2 separate regions of the Homo sapiens genome follow, and region 1 is linked to region 2. A link is a contact called in ENCODE Hi-C or POLR2A ChIA-PET data. All regions are on one chromosome and are shown on one strand. The core of a region is the stretch at or near the end of the contact, and the rest is flanking DNA. Distances in the headings are between cores, read along the strand shown. Region 1 overlaps UBE2R2 (ubiquitin conjugating enzyme E2 R2). Region 2 has its middle 26 kb from the start of UBAP2.

Evidence for each region. A loop is a pair of places that touch in the nucleus more often than their neighbours do. ChIA-PET counts read pairs that join two places held with the same protein, here RNA polymerase II (POLR2A). Pooled maps may share reads with other maps.
Region 1: a pooled map shows a loop between it and region 2 (4-fold over the local background). The contact joins two enhancer-like sites. A Hi-C loop is called at or near these places in 3 of 50 pooled maps. POLR2A ChIA-PET finds 5 or more read pairs at or near these places in 4 of 52 experiments (AG04450, HepG2, activated CD4-positive, alpha-beta T cell and 1 more).

What each region holds. Positions count from the first base shown.
Region 1 is chr9:33,851,033-33,858,202 of GRCh38, forward strand. The region is part of intron 1 of UBE2R2 (ubiquitin conjugating enzyme E2 R2); the gene reads left to right. Among named protein-coding and RNA genes, the nearest start is that of UBE2R2-AS1, 36 kb to the left of the region's middle. Within about 2 kb of position 1,364, at least 14 of the 41 ENCODE cell types and tissues checked have a DNase peak (open chromatin) inside an H3K27ac peak, as active enhancers do.
Region 2 is chr9:34,071,843-34,078,143 of GRCh38, forward strand. No RefSeq gene overlaps it. Among named protein-coding and RNA genes, the nearest start is that of UBAP2, 26 kb to the left of the region's middle. Within about 2 kb of position 1,454, at least 12 of the 41 ENCODE cell types and tissues checked have a DNase peak (open chromatin) inside an H3K27ac peak, as active enhancers do.

The DNA of each region.
Region 1 (7,170 bases), core at 114-2,613, 220 kb before region 2:
TCTTGCTTGTTGGTATGCATATGTGTATTAATTTCTTTTTACTTCCATTCCCACTTCTATTCCCCTCTGAATCCTTAGGCAAACATTGTAGTATGTTTGTTCGTATCCTTTGGTAGGCACTCTTTTTAAAAACAATTAAAATAAAAATTTTTAAACAACCACAAACTTACAAATTCAAAGAACTATTTTCCTGAACCATTTGAGGGTGAGTTGCCAACCTCTGATAGTTTCACCATTCCTCTGAATATTTTAAAGTGTATTTCCTACAGACAAGTGCATTCCACATCATTATAATTATTATCAACAATTATGAAGTTAATAATTCTCAGCCCCCATTTAGTTTTGTCAGTTATAATAATGTTCTTCATAGCAGAAGGATCTGGTTCAGAGCCAAGTATTTGCTTTTAGTTATCCTGTTTGTGTAGTCTCTTTCAGCCTGTAATTGTTCCTTAGTCATGTCCTAGACTTTCATGACCTTTATAGTTTCGGCAGTACAGGTCACTTACTTTGTGGAATCTCCTTCAATTTGGGTAAATTTTCCCTATGTTCTTTATATTCTTTTTAGGTGGTACATGATTTTGATTTGTCTCATTTCTGGTGATGTCCACTTGGGTCACTTAGAAGATGTTTGCCAAGCTTCTCCACTATCAAGTTACTTTTTCCTTGTAATTCATGAGTATTTTGTGAGGAGGTGCTTTGAAACTACATAAACATCCTATTGCTATTGAACTTCTAATTTATTCATTTATTTATATCTCAATGGACTCATCTCCTATTTCATTAAATGGGTAGTAATGGTATACATTCACATAAAGTGTGTTTTACATGCATGCATATTACATTGGCATAAATAGTATTATTTTAATATATAACTATATAAAAGTATTAAAATATTATCTACATCGAGAAAGTCATATCTAGAAGGGTCAGGATAATTATCTGATTGGTAGTAAGACTCCACCGTAATGAGATAGGTGGGGTTCAACATATTTAATTAGGCCGGGTGCAGTGGCTCAGGCCTGTAATCCCAGCACTTTGGGAGGGTGAGGGTGAGGACTGCTGAGACCAGGAGTTCGACATCAGCCTAGGCAACATAGTGAGACCCTGTCTCTACAAAAAATAAAAAACATTAACCAGGTGGGGTGGCATGTGCCTATAGTCCCAGCCACTTGGGAGGTTGAGGCAGGAGGATCGCTTGAGTCCGCGAGGTTGAGGGTGCAGTGAGCTATGATTGCACCACTGCATTCCAGCCTGTGTGATAGAGCAGACCCCATCTCAGAAACAAAATTTGATCACACTAGTGTTATTTCTAGCTGGCCCGGAGTTACAGGAATCCAGCTGCATGATCCAAATCTGACCTGGTCCTAGCTGTGGTTTGCTGCCACCTGGTGACAGTTGTCCACTTGAGTATAAATATAAATGGGGACAAATCTGGCTAAGACTTCCACACATTGGCAGCAATTTCAGGTATGGTTAGTTGATGCCAAGTTCTTTGGCACAATCCTGGGAGATTGGGCGAGGAGAATGCTGTGAATGAGAAAGACCCATTCTTTGCTTCCTTGCTTTCTAAGACAGGTGGCCTATTTTCTTCTTCTAGGCCTTGCTTTGCCTCTGTGAGGGCCATACTGAATGGTAGGTAACTGCGTTTACTGTTCTATTGATGATTTTAATTTTATCTTAAGTTTTCTTCATATTAACAAGTATGGGGCCGGGTGCAGTGGCTCAGGCACTTTGGGAGGCCGAGGCAGGTGGATCACTTGAGGTCAGGAGTTCAAGACCAGTCTGGCCAATATGGTGTAACCCTGTCTCTACTAAAAGTACAAGAATTAGCTGAATACAGTGGCGCACACCTGTAATCCCAGCTACTTGGGTGACTGAGGCATGAGAATTGCTTGAACCCAGGAGGCGGAGGTTGCAGTGAGCTGAGATTGCACTGCTGCACTCCAGCCTAGGCAACAGAGCAAGACTCTGTCTCAAATAAATAAATGAAAATTGTAATTAATTTTTAACAAAGGAAAAAAAAGCAGTTAAGATGGAAGGCCCAACTGTTTTAGCAGTAAGAGAAACCATGTGGATGATTTGTGTAGGAACTATTTTCCAGCACTTCAGAAATTTGTTTCAAGTATTTATTTAAGGCCTACTATCTGTACTTGGTTCTGAGTATGTAAAAATATTCTCTCTCCCTCTGTCTCAAAAAAAAAAAAAAAGATTCTCTCTTCTAAAGCAAGACTTACCTGGCTTTACCTTTTCTCTCTCTTTTTTTTTTTTTTTTTTGAGATGGAGTTTTGCTCTTGTTGCCTAGGCTGGAGTGCAGTGGTGCGACCTTGGCTAACTGCAACCTCTGCCTCCCGGGTTCAAGCAGTTCTGCCTCAGCCTCCTGAATAGCTGGGATTATGGCATGCACCACCATGCCCGGCTAATTTTGTAGTTTTAGTAGAGACGGGGTTTCTCCTTGTTGGTCAGGCTGGTCTCGAACTCCCAGCCTCAGGTGATCCGCCCGCCTTGGCCTCCCAAAGTGCTGAGATTACAGGTGTGAGCCACCGTGCCCAGCCTATCTTTTCTATTTTAATTCTATTACATATTCTTACCATTTTCAAATTTCTGCTGATTTATTTATCCATCCACAAACATCTTAATTCTTTCTAGATGTCAGACGCAGATGATTAATCACAGTCCTCAGTTTTATGGCCCATGTTGTCATTGGTCTGTGCAAGCAACCTTATTTTTGTTACTTCCTTCCAATTTTTTTTTTTTTTTTTTTTTTGAGACAGGGTCTCTCTCTGTCACCCAGCTGGGAATATTGGCACGTGCCACCACACCTAGATAATTAAAAAAAAATATTTTGTGGAGTCCAGATCTTGCTGTGTTTCTCAGGCTGGTCTCAAGCTCTTGGGCTCAAGCCATCCTAGCACCTCGGCCTCCCAAAGTGCTGGGATTACAGGCATGAGCCACTGCACCCGTCCCCTAATGGTGTAACTTTTTTATGAATTGTTTTAACTGTGTCCCACAAAATGTAGTGTTTTGACAAAGTTTCTTAGTTTCCTTTATTTTTCTTTTTAACACGAGTCACTTAGTATGTTTTAGTTTCTAAATATATTGGTTTTTTAACAAAACTCTACTTTTGATATTAATATCTAATTTCATTATATCATAGTTAATGTGATCTCTGTGATACTGGTTATTTGGATTTTATTGAGGCTTGCTTTATGGCTGTAAACGTGTACTTGAAAAGACTTCCTTCTTTATCTTTGCTGTGTACAGAGTTCTATATATTGTCTAATTGTTGAGAATTTTTTTTTTTTTCGAGACGGCGTTTCACTCTTGTCGTCCAGGCTGGAGTGCAATGGTACAATCTCAGCTCACTGCAACTTCCGCCTCCTGGATTCAAGCGATTCTCCTGCCTCAGCCTCCCAAGTAGCTGTGGTTACAGGTGCCCGCCACCATGCCCGGCTAGTTTTTGTATTTTTTTTGTAGAGACGGGGTTTTACCATGTTGGCCAGTTTGGTCTTGAACTCCTGACTTTACGTGATCCGCCTGCTTCGGCCTCCCAAGGTGCTGGGATTACAGGTGTGAGCCACTGTGCCCAGCCCAGAATTGTTAATTATATTGTTTAGATCTTCAGTACTTTTATTTTTTTCTACATGATTAGTTTCTGAGAAGGGAGTATTAAAATCTGCAAGTGCAATTTTTTTTTTTTTTTTTCCAAGACAGGGTCTCACTCTGTCACCCAGACTGGAGTGCAGTGGCATGATCACAGCCCACTGCAGCTTTGACCTCCCAGGCTCAGGTGATCCTCCCGCCTTAGCCTCCTGGGTAGCTGGGACTACAGGCAGGCACCCACCTCCACATTTTTTTATTTTTTGTAGAAGCAGTTTCACTATGTTGTCCAGGTTGGTCTTGAACTCCTGGGCTCAAGTGATCCACCCACCGTAGCCTCCCAAAGTGCTAAGATTATCACCATCAATGATGGGCATGATAGTTAATTCATATTAACATTCCTGGCCATGATAGTTAATTCATATATTTTTCTCTGCATTCTCTCATTTGTTACTTGACATATTTTGTTACTGTAATTTCTAGGTCACAAACATGCAGGCTTGTTTGTTATGGTTGTATCTTCTTGTTTTATTATTCCTTTTAGCAGTACATACTGCCCCTCATGGCATTTTTTTGTCTTGAATTTCATTTTATCAGATTGTTTCTTCAGCTTTCCTTCAGTTTATTTTTTTCCTGTGATATTTTTCTCTCATTTTTTGTGTTTTGTAGATAACATTGTTGGATTTTGGAACAGATGGACCAAGAACTTAAAATAAGCATGATAATATGTTTAAGAAACTTAGGAATTCAGAATGGTATATTTTATCTGGTTTTTGTCCATCTTTGATACAGTTGTATGTACTCTTTGAGTGATTAATTATTTTGGTTCATGAGTTTGTTTTTCCTGGGGTTTTCAGCTACTCTGTTTGGTTATGTATATTGGGGAAATAATGGAAATCCAAGTTCGATTCAAGTTCTTGTCTGCTTCTGAGAGGAGGGTGATCCCCAGGCAACACAAAATCAGCATTGATCATTCCTGATTGCTGTCATTTTACCATGTAACAACACTGGACACAGTTGTACTTTGAAACTCCTAGACAGTAGTGGAAGGAGACCTTCTTTTAAAATTATAATCTACCAGCCAGGAAACTTGTAAGAGGAAAGGCTGGAACAGTGGATGCTGAGGATGGCCAGTCAGCCTGCATCTGTTTTCATTGAAACCTTACAGCTAGGCAAGGTGCCTCATGCCTGTAATCCCAGCACTTTGGGAGGCCAAGGTGGGCGGATCACTTGAGCCCAGGAGTTCGAAATCAGCCTGGGCAACATGGCAAAACAAAAAATAGCTGGGCATGGTGGCATGTGCCTGCAGCCCTAGCTGCTTGGGAGGCTGAGGTGGGAGGATTGCTTGAGCCTGGGAGGTTGAAGCTGCTGTGAGCCGAGATTGTGCCACTGTACTCCAGCCTGGGTGATAGAACCTGCCTCAAAAAACCAAACAAAACCTTATACTAGCAGGGCTCTTACCCTGTCCTGGTTTTACCGTGTACACACTTGGCAAGCAAGGGACAGGGAATGATTTTCCCAAAGCATAAATGGGTGAGAACCAAGGACAAAATGTAAATGCTTTTTTTCACCCTTCCCCACGTAGCCCTCCTACTCCCGGTCAGTCCTCAGCAAAGCATTATTTTCTGAAGTTTTTTATTTACTTGTATCAATGTAATACTGTATGTATATGTAATTTTAAAAATTAAAAAACTATTAATACTAGGCTTATGATGTGAAACAGTAGTTTCTTGCTTTACCTATTCCCTCCCACATTTCCTCTCTCTAGTCTTGTTTGTTTTCTGGTACATTACTTACCACTAGATTTCTAAATAGTGTGCTCATATTGCTAGTTAATGATTTTTAAATTTTTAGCATTTTCTATTGATTTACTATTGTGGAACATGAGTTTAGCTCTTTCATACCACTCAGCCTTACCTTTACCACCATTTTCCCTTCCTTTATCTTTCCCATTATAGTGATAGCAATATCAAGTGTTTATGTTATTTTAACTATATATAAATACTATGTTGACTCTTCTCAGTTGTGTATGATTACATTACCTTTCTTGGAAAATCTTTTGTTTTTCCTGAAGTTTTCTTTTTTTTTTTCTTTCCATTTTATGTTGTTTCCTTTGTCATTCTCATCTGTAATTCCAGATTTTCTATTAGAACTGTAAAACCCCTTTACTTCTGTCCTTCCGTCCTTCCATCCATCCATCCGTCTGTCCGTCCTTCCATCCATCCATCCGTCTGTCCGTCCTTCCTTCCTTCCTTTCACTTTTTTTTTTTTTTTTTTTTTTTTTTGAGACAGAGTCTCATTCTGTCACCCAGGCTGGAGTGCAGTGGCTCAATCTCGGCTCACTGCAACCTCCACCTCCTGGGTTCAAGTGATTCTCCTGCCTTAGCCTCCCGAGTAGCTGGGATTACAGGCGCGTGCCACCAGGCCAGGCTAATTTTTGTATTGTTAGTAGAGACTGGATTTTGCTGTGTTGGCAGGCTGGTCTCTAACTCTTGACCTCAGGTGATCCGCCCGTCTGAGCCTCCCAAAGTGCTGGGATTGCAGGCATGAGCCACCCTGCCTGGCCCCTTATGAGTTTATATGCTTTTTTTTTTATTCCCCTTACTGTCACTTTAGTAGGGTTTCAGAAGACAGTAGAGATGAGTACTTATGTTCATTCTAATGTTAAACTGAAATTAGTGTTGACTTTTATTTATTTATTTATTTTGAGATGGAGTCTCACTCTGTTGCCCAGGCTGGAGTGCGGTGGCACTATCTCAGCTCACTACAACCTCCACCTCCCAGGTTCAGGCTGTTCTCCTGCCTCAACTTCCCAAGTAGCTGGAATTACAGGTGTGCGCCACCACACCTGGCTAGTTTTATATTTTTAGTTGATGGGGTTTCACCATGTTGGCCAGGCTGGTCTGGAACTTCTGACCTCAGGTGATCCACCCACCTTGGCCTTCCAAAGTGCTGGGATTACAGGCGTGAGCCACCGTGACCAAGTGTTGACTTTTAAATTTTAAATTAGAAAGTGTTACTATGATAAACTATACTTGAAAGTCATATTTAGTTATCTGTAGGTTAATAACGTTACTGTAGAATAATGTAGCTGTGTGTGTGAAAGAGTGGCTGATTAGACTGGCATGGTTAACCTTTATGCTTTTAAGTATATAGAAATTGACAGATTGTTGAACGGCATGTGAACTGTTTTGCCTATAGTTCTTTGAGAGTTTATTGTTCATTTGTCCTTTTTTCCCCCTATTTCTTTTTTCAGCTAAGCTTCTTAAGATGGAAGTTGTTCCTTAATAATGGCTAAAGCCCTATGGGAATATGTTCTTTCATTTATTACAATAAGTTAGAAAGTCCTTATTACTGTAAGGCCAAGATGCTAACTTTATGAGGCACCAGTTTCTCCTAATGGAGAGTTTTTTCCCCCACCTCACAGAATAATCGCATATAATAAAAGCTAATTTACCCACTCCTGAAGGTAAAATACTTACTCACTTTCACATATCTCTATATAGTACATTACTGGATGATGTAAATAACAATTCTCTTTTGTTGTATCCTGAAGTACCCTAGAATCTTCTC
Region 2 (6,301 bases), core at 204-2,703:
AAGCAATTCTGCCTCGGTCTCCCAAGTACCTGGGACTAAAGGCACGCGCTGCCATGCCCAGCTAATTTTTATATTTTTAGTAGAGATGGGGTTTCGCCATGTTGGCCAGGTTGGTCTCGAACACCTGACCTCAGGTGATCTCCCCACCTCAGCCTCCCAAAGTGCTGGGATTACAGGCATGAGCCACGGTGCCCGGCCATAAATAACCTCTTGTCCCAATCCTCTTTCCTCCTAATCTCCATTGGGAGAATTTAACCAGAAGGCAGAGGACAAGAAGGCCTACTGATAGACCAGGAGTACCCAGTAGGGCAGAGAGTAGATCTGGAGGGGTACATGGAAGCACACCTATCATCACTTTATTTATTATTATTATTATTATTATTATTATTTGAGATGGAGTCTAACTTTGTCGCCCAGGCTGGAGTAAAGTGGTGAGATCGCACCACTGCACTCCAGCCTGGGTGGCAGAGCGAGACTCTGCCTCAAAAAATTAAAAAAAAAAAAAACAAGGAAGAGAGAAGCTGGAGTCTTGGGACCTATGAGCAGATAGTTTAGTGGAAGCCTGGGAGGCCCTCTCCTCCTTCTGTGGAGCAAAAAGTCACCTCTCCAGGGACCTCTTTGACTTGACAGATCCCTTTGGCTGTATCCTGTCTCCTGCTCTCCCTACCTCTAGAATCACCTCCCTACCCTAAAGCCAAAGGAGTCTGAGGCAGAGTCAAGACTCTCAGAAGCAAGTTAAACCAGTTCCTGCAGGCCCTGACATGCCCTGCTGAATAGCCCCTGCAGAAAATTCCTGTCCTCAGCTGTAGCCACAGCTGGCTACTGATGGTAAGAAAGAGACCTGAGGAGGGGAGAGATCTCAAGGAAAACACAAGTCGACACCTTCCTTCAAATACAGATAGAGCCAAACTGGACTTTTAGGAGCTGAGACCGTGCCTGTGGGGCAAAGCTAACACTCAAGTCACCTCTTTCTTGGTCAGCATAGTGGCTACTTCTGCCTGAAAGGACATCTCCAAAGAGCACCAATGCCTGTTTCTTGGGGCCTCCATCCAACTGTGTCAGCTCAGATCCTAGCAGAGCTCCCGGTGTTCTCTGAGAAGCTGCCTCCCAGCAATATCTGAGAGCCCAGGTTTCAGTTTCTTCCTCCAGGTTGCTCAGGTCCCCTGAGTCCCGGGGAAAGGCCACACATGGCTTATTCCTCATGCAGGCAATATGGCTGGGTGTCTTGCCTCACTGTGGTTATATAGGGTAGGCTACAACCAGGGGGAGTACAGAGGTTAATGGTTCAGGATTGGGTAAAGGCCTGGCTGGAGGCTTGAGGGCTTGGAGCTTGGTGTAAAAGTTACCTCCCCCTGTTTCTGGTGCTTCAGAGTCAAAATTATTTGGCCTGACTTTAAGTGAGGGAGTTCTGCCATCTCTCCTGGACTGTAAGAGCTCAGCCGATGACTCAGGGAGCCCTAAGAATGCTTTACAGCTGTGCTCTGTAAACACCGTCACGTTTTATGTTGCAGAAGTTCACAGTCAGCCAAGAGATTTAGTTACCTGCCTGCAGTCAAAAGCTGGTTAATGATTAGAAACAGGATTTAACTGGGAGCTTCAACCTCAGATCCAGTGCTCTTTCTCTAAGCTGCCTCCTACCTAACTCCTCCAATGCTCTATTTATTTATTTCAGATAGGATCTGGCTCTGTCATCCAGGCTGAAGTGCAGTGGTGCAATCATAGCTAACTACAGCCCCAAACTTCTTGTGCTCAAGCGATCCTCCCATCTCAGCCTCCTAAGTAGCTGGGACTACAGGTACGTGCCACTTGTAGTGATTTTTAAATTCTTTTTTTAATAGAGATGAGGTCTTGGTATGTTGACTAGGCTGGTCTTGAGCTCCTGGCCTCAAGCAATCCTCCTACCTCAATCTCCCAAAGCGCTGAGGTTAGGTATGAGCCACCGCACCCCACCTCAATTTATTGAATTTGGTGATCCAGTGATCCAGTGGCAACATTCCATTCCTTCCACAATAAGATCTATTTGGCTTTAAACAAAACACACACACTTCTGAGAAGCTGTATGCTCACATCTTTGTAAATCAAATCTGCAGATAAATGCAGAGGGAAGCTTGATTCAAGGATTGCTACTCTGAAAACCTCAATAAAGTGAAATAAAACCCCAAAAACTCCTTCGAGTTTGAGACCAGCCTGAGCAATAAAGAAAATCCTGTCTCTAAAAAAAAAAAAAAAAAAATTAGCCATGCAGGGTAGTGCATGCCTGTAGTCCCAGCTACTCAGGAGGCTGAGGTGGGAGGATTGCTTGAGTGACCAGGAGGTTGAGGCTGCAGTGAGCCAAGATGGGGCCACTCCACTCCAGCCTGGGCAACACAGCAAGACCCTGTCTCAAAACAAAAACAAAAAACTCTTTCACACTACAGCTACCTTCCTCTCTCCGCAGTCCCTTTAAAAGACATTTTTGTGCATATCTTTGTTTTCTCCACACTCCATGTGGAATTTATGCAGGAGAGGGATCTCCAGAAGCGAGGAGCTAAGCTCTGGCTCCCCCTACTGGGTATATGATGGATTCATTGGCCCCAAATCTCCCATAAGACTCTGGGGCTCTCCAATCTTGTACCTGCCTGTGCTTGGAAAGCCTTTAGAAGGCAGGGCTCCCTAAGGAGAGATGTGACCGTGGAAGGCTTTCTAGAAGAGTTGGAACCTGAACTACATCTTGAAAGATTTTGACATGGGAAGTTGGTAAGCTGGTTTGTAATTATTTCGTCATTTAACAATATATCTTAACAATCATTGTATGTCAGTACCTATAGCTTTACCTCTTTTTTTTTTTTTTTTTTTTTTTTTTTTTTTTTTTGAGACGGAGTCTCGCTCTGTCGCCCAGGCTGGAGTGCAGTGGCGTGATCTCGGCTCACTGCAAGCTCCGCCTCCCGGGTTCACGCCATTCTCCTGCCTCAGCCTCCCGAGTAGCTGGGACTACAGGCGCCCGCCACCACGCCCGGCTAAATTTTTGTATTTTTTAGTAGAGACGGGGTTACACTGTGTTAGCCAGGATGGTCTCGATCTCCTGACCTCGTGATCTGCCCGCCTCAGCCTCCCAAAGTGCTGGGATTACAGGCGTGAGCCACCGCGCCCAGCCTCATTCTTTTTTTTTTATTATTATTTTTATTTTTATTTTTTTGAGACGGAGTCTTGCTCTGTTACCCAGGCTGGAGTGCAGTGGCGCGATCTCGGCTCACTGCAAGCTCTGCCTCCCGGGTTCATGCCATTCTCCTGCCTCAGCCTCCCGAGCAGCTGGGACTACAGGCGCCCACCACCACGCCTGGCTAATTTTTTGTACTTTTAGTAGAGACAGGGTTTCACTGTGTTAGCCAGGATGGTCTCGATCTCCTGACCTCGTGATCGGCCCGCCTTGGCCTCCCAAAGTGCTGGGATTACAGGCGTGAGCCACCGTGCCCAGCCTCATTCTTTCTTTTTTTAATTATTTTTATTTTTATTTTTTTTGAGACGGAGTCTTGCTCTGTTACCCAGGCTGGAGTGCAGTGGCGCGATCTCGGCTCACTGCAAGCTCCGCCTCCCGGGTTCATGCCATTCTCCTGCCTCAGCCTCCCGAGTAGTTGGGACTACAGGCGCCCACCACCACGCCTGGCTAATTTTTTGTACTTTTAGTAGAGACAGGGTTTCACTGTGTTAGCTAGGATGGTCTCAATTTCCTGACCTCGTGATCCACCCGCCTCGGCCTCCCAAAGTGCTGGGATTACAGGCGTGAGCCACTGCGCCCAGCCCTTTTCTTTTTTTTAAATCATCCAGCCCAAAATGTCAAAAGGACAAGCTTATGCTTTTATTTATTTTTATTTTTTGAGACAGATTCTTGCTCTGTCACCCAGGCTGGAGTGCAATGGTGCAATCTTGGCTCACTTGCACCCTTGACCTCACAGGCTCAAGTGATCCTCCCATCTCAGCCTCCCAAATAGCTGGGCCCACAGGTGTGCACCACCATGCCTGGCTAATCTTTTTTTTATTGTTTTTTTATTTTTTTTTAGACAGTCTCACTCTGTCGCCCAGGCTGGAATGCAGTAGTGCGATCTCAGCTCACTGCAACCTCCGCCTCCTGGGTTCAAGCGATTCTCCTGCCTCAGCCTCCTAAGTAGCTGGGACTACAGGTGTACACCACCACACTCGGCTAATTTTTGTATTTTTAGTAGAAACGGGGTTTCGTTATGTTGGCCAGGTTGGTCTAGTACTCCTGACCTTAGGTGATCTGCCCACCTTGGCCTCCCAAAGTGCTGGGATTATAGGCGTGAGCCACTGCACCTGGCCATGCCTGGCTAATTTTTTAAATTTTAGAAATGGGATCTCCCTGTGTTGCCCAGGCTGGTCTTGAACTCCTGAGCTCAAGTGATCCTGGCACCTTGGCCTTCCAAAGTGTTGGGATTACAGGGATGAGCCACCATGCCCAGCTACTTCATTCTTTCAAAAGTGGGCTATATATGTACATTTAAAAAACTTTTTATGGCTAGGCTCAGTGCCTCACGCCTGTAATCCCAGCACTCTGGGAGGCCAAGGCAGGTGGATCACCTGAGGTCAGGAGTTCAAGACCAGCGTGACCAACATGGTTAAACCTGATCTCTAATAAAAATACAAAATTAGCCGGGCGTGGTGGCGGGTGCCTATAATCCCAGCTATTCGGGAGGCTGAGGCAGGAGAATTGCTTGAACCCGGGAGGTGGAGGTTGCAGTGAGCTGAGATCGAATCCATTGTACTCCAGCCTGGGCAACAAGAGCAAAACTCCATCTCAACAACAACAACATTTTATTATTAAAAAAACTCCAACATTTAAAAATTAGGCTGGGCACAGGTGCTCATGCCTGTAATCCCAGCACTTTGGGAGGCTGAGACAAGAGGATTGTTTGAATATAGGAGTTCCACACCAGCTGGGAAACATGGTGAAACGTTCTTTTTTTTTTTTCTTTTTTGAGATGGAGTCTTTCTGTGTTGCCCAGGCTGCAGTGCAGTGGTGCAATCTCGGCTCACTGCAACCTCTGCCTCCTGGGTTCCAGCGATTCTCCTGACTCAGCCTCCTGAGTAGCTGGATTACAGGTGTGCTCCACCACAACGCCCAGCTAATATTTGTATTTTTAGTAGAGATGGGGTTTCAACATGTTGGCCAGGCCGGTTCCAAACTCCTGACCTCAAGTGATCTACCCGCCTTGGCCTCCCAAAGTGCTGGGATTATAGGCGTGAGCCACCGCGCCTGGCCAATATTATTTCTACTAAAAATTGTTTAAAAAATTAGCCAGGGGTTGGCTGGGCACGGTGGCTCACACCTGTAATCCCGGCACTTTGGGAGGCCAAGGTGGGCGGATCACGAGTTCAGGAGATCGAGACCATCCTGGCTAACACGGTGAAACCCCCATATCTACTAAAAAATACAAAAAATTAGCCAGGCGTGGTGGCGGGCACCTGTAGTCCCAGCTACTCGGGAGGCTGAGGCAGGAGAATGGCGTGAACCCAGGAGGCGGAGCTTGCAGTGAACTGAGATCGCGCCACAGCACTCCAGCCTGGGCGACAGAGAGAGACTCTGTCTCAAAAAAAAAAAAAAAAATTAGCCAGGGAAGGTGGTGTGCGCCTGTGGCAGGAGGCTGGGGCAGGAGGATGGCTTGGGCCCAGAAGTTTGAGGCCACAATGAACTATGATTGAGCCACTCCACCCCAGCCTTGGTGATTGCATGAGATCCTGTCTCAACAAAATAATAAAATAAAATTTGTGCTAGGCATGGTGACTCAGGCCTGTAATCCCACGACTTTGGGAGGCCCAGCCAGGAGGATGGCTTGCATCCAGGAGTTTAAGAACAGCCTGGGCAAAAAGCAAGACCCCATGACTACAAAAAAAGTTTCAAAAATTAGCCAGACATAGCAGTGCGTGCCTGTAGTCCTACTTGAAAAGCTGAAGAGGGAGGATCGCTTGAGCCCAGAAGTTCCAGATTGAAGTCAGCTGTGAAGTGAGCCATGATCCTGCCACTGCACTCCAGCCTGGGTGACAGAGCAAGAGACCCTGAGTAAAAAAAATTTTTTTTTTTTGAGATGGAGTCTCGCTCTGTCGCCCAGGTTGGAGTGCAGTGGTGCAATCTCAGCTCAATGCAAGCTCCGCCTCCTGGGTTCATGCCATTCTCCTGCCTCAGCCTCCCGAATAGCTGGGATTACAGGCGCCCGTCACCACGCCTGGCTAATTTTTTTGTATTTTTAGTAGAGATAGGGTTTCACGGTGTTAGCCAGGATGGTCTCGATCTCCTCACCTCATGATCTGC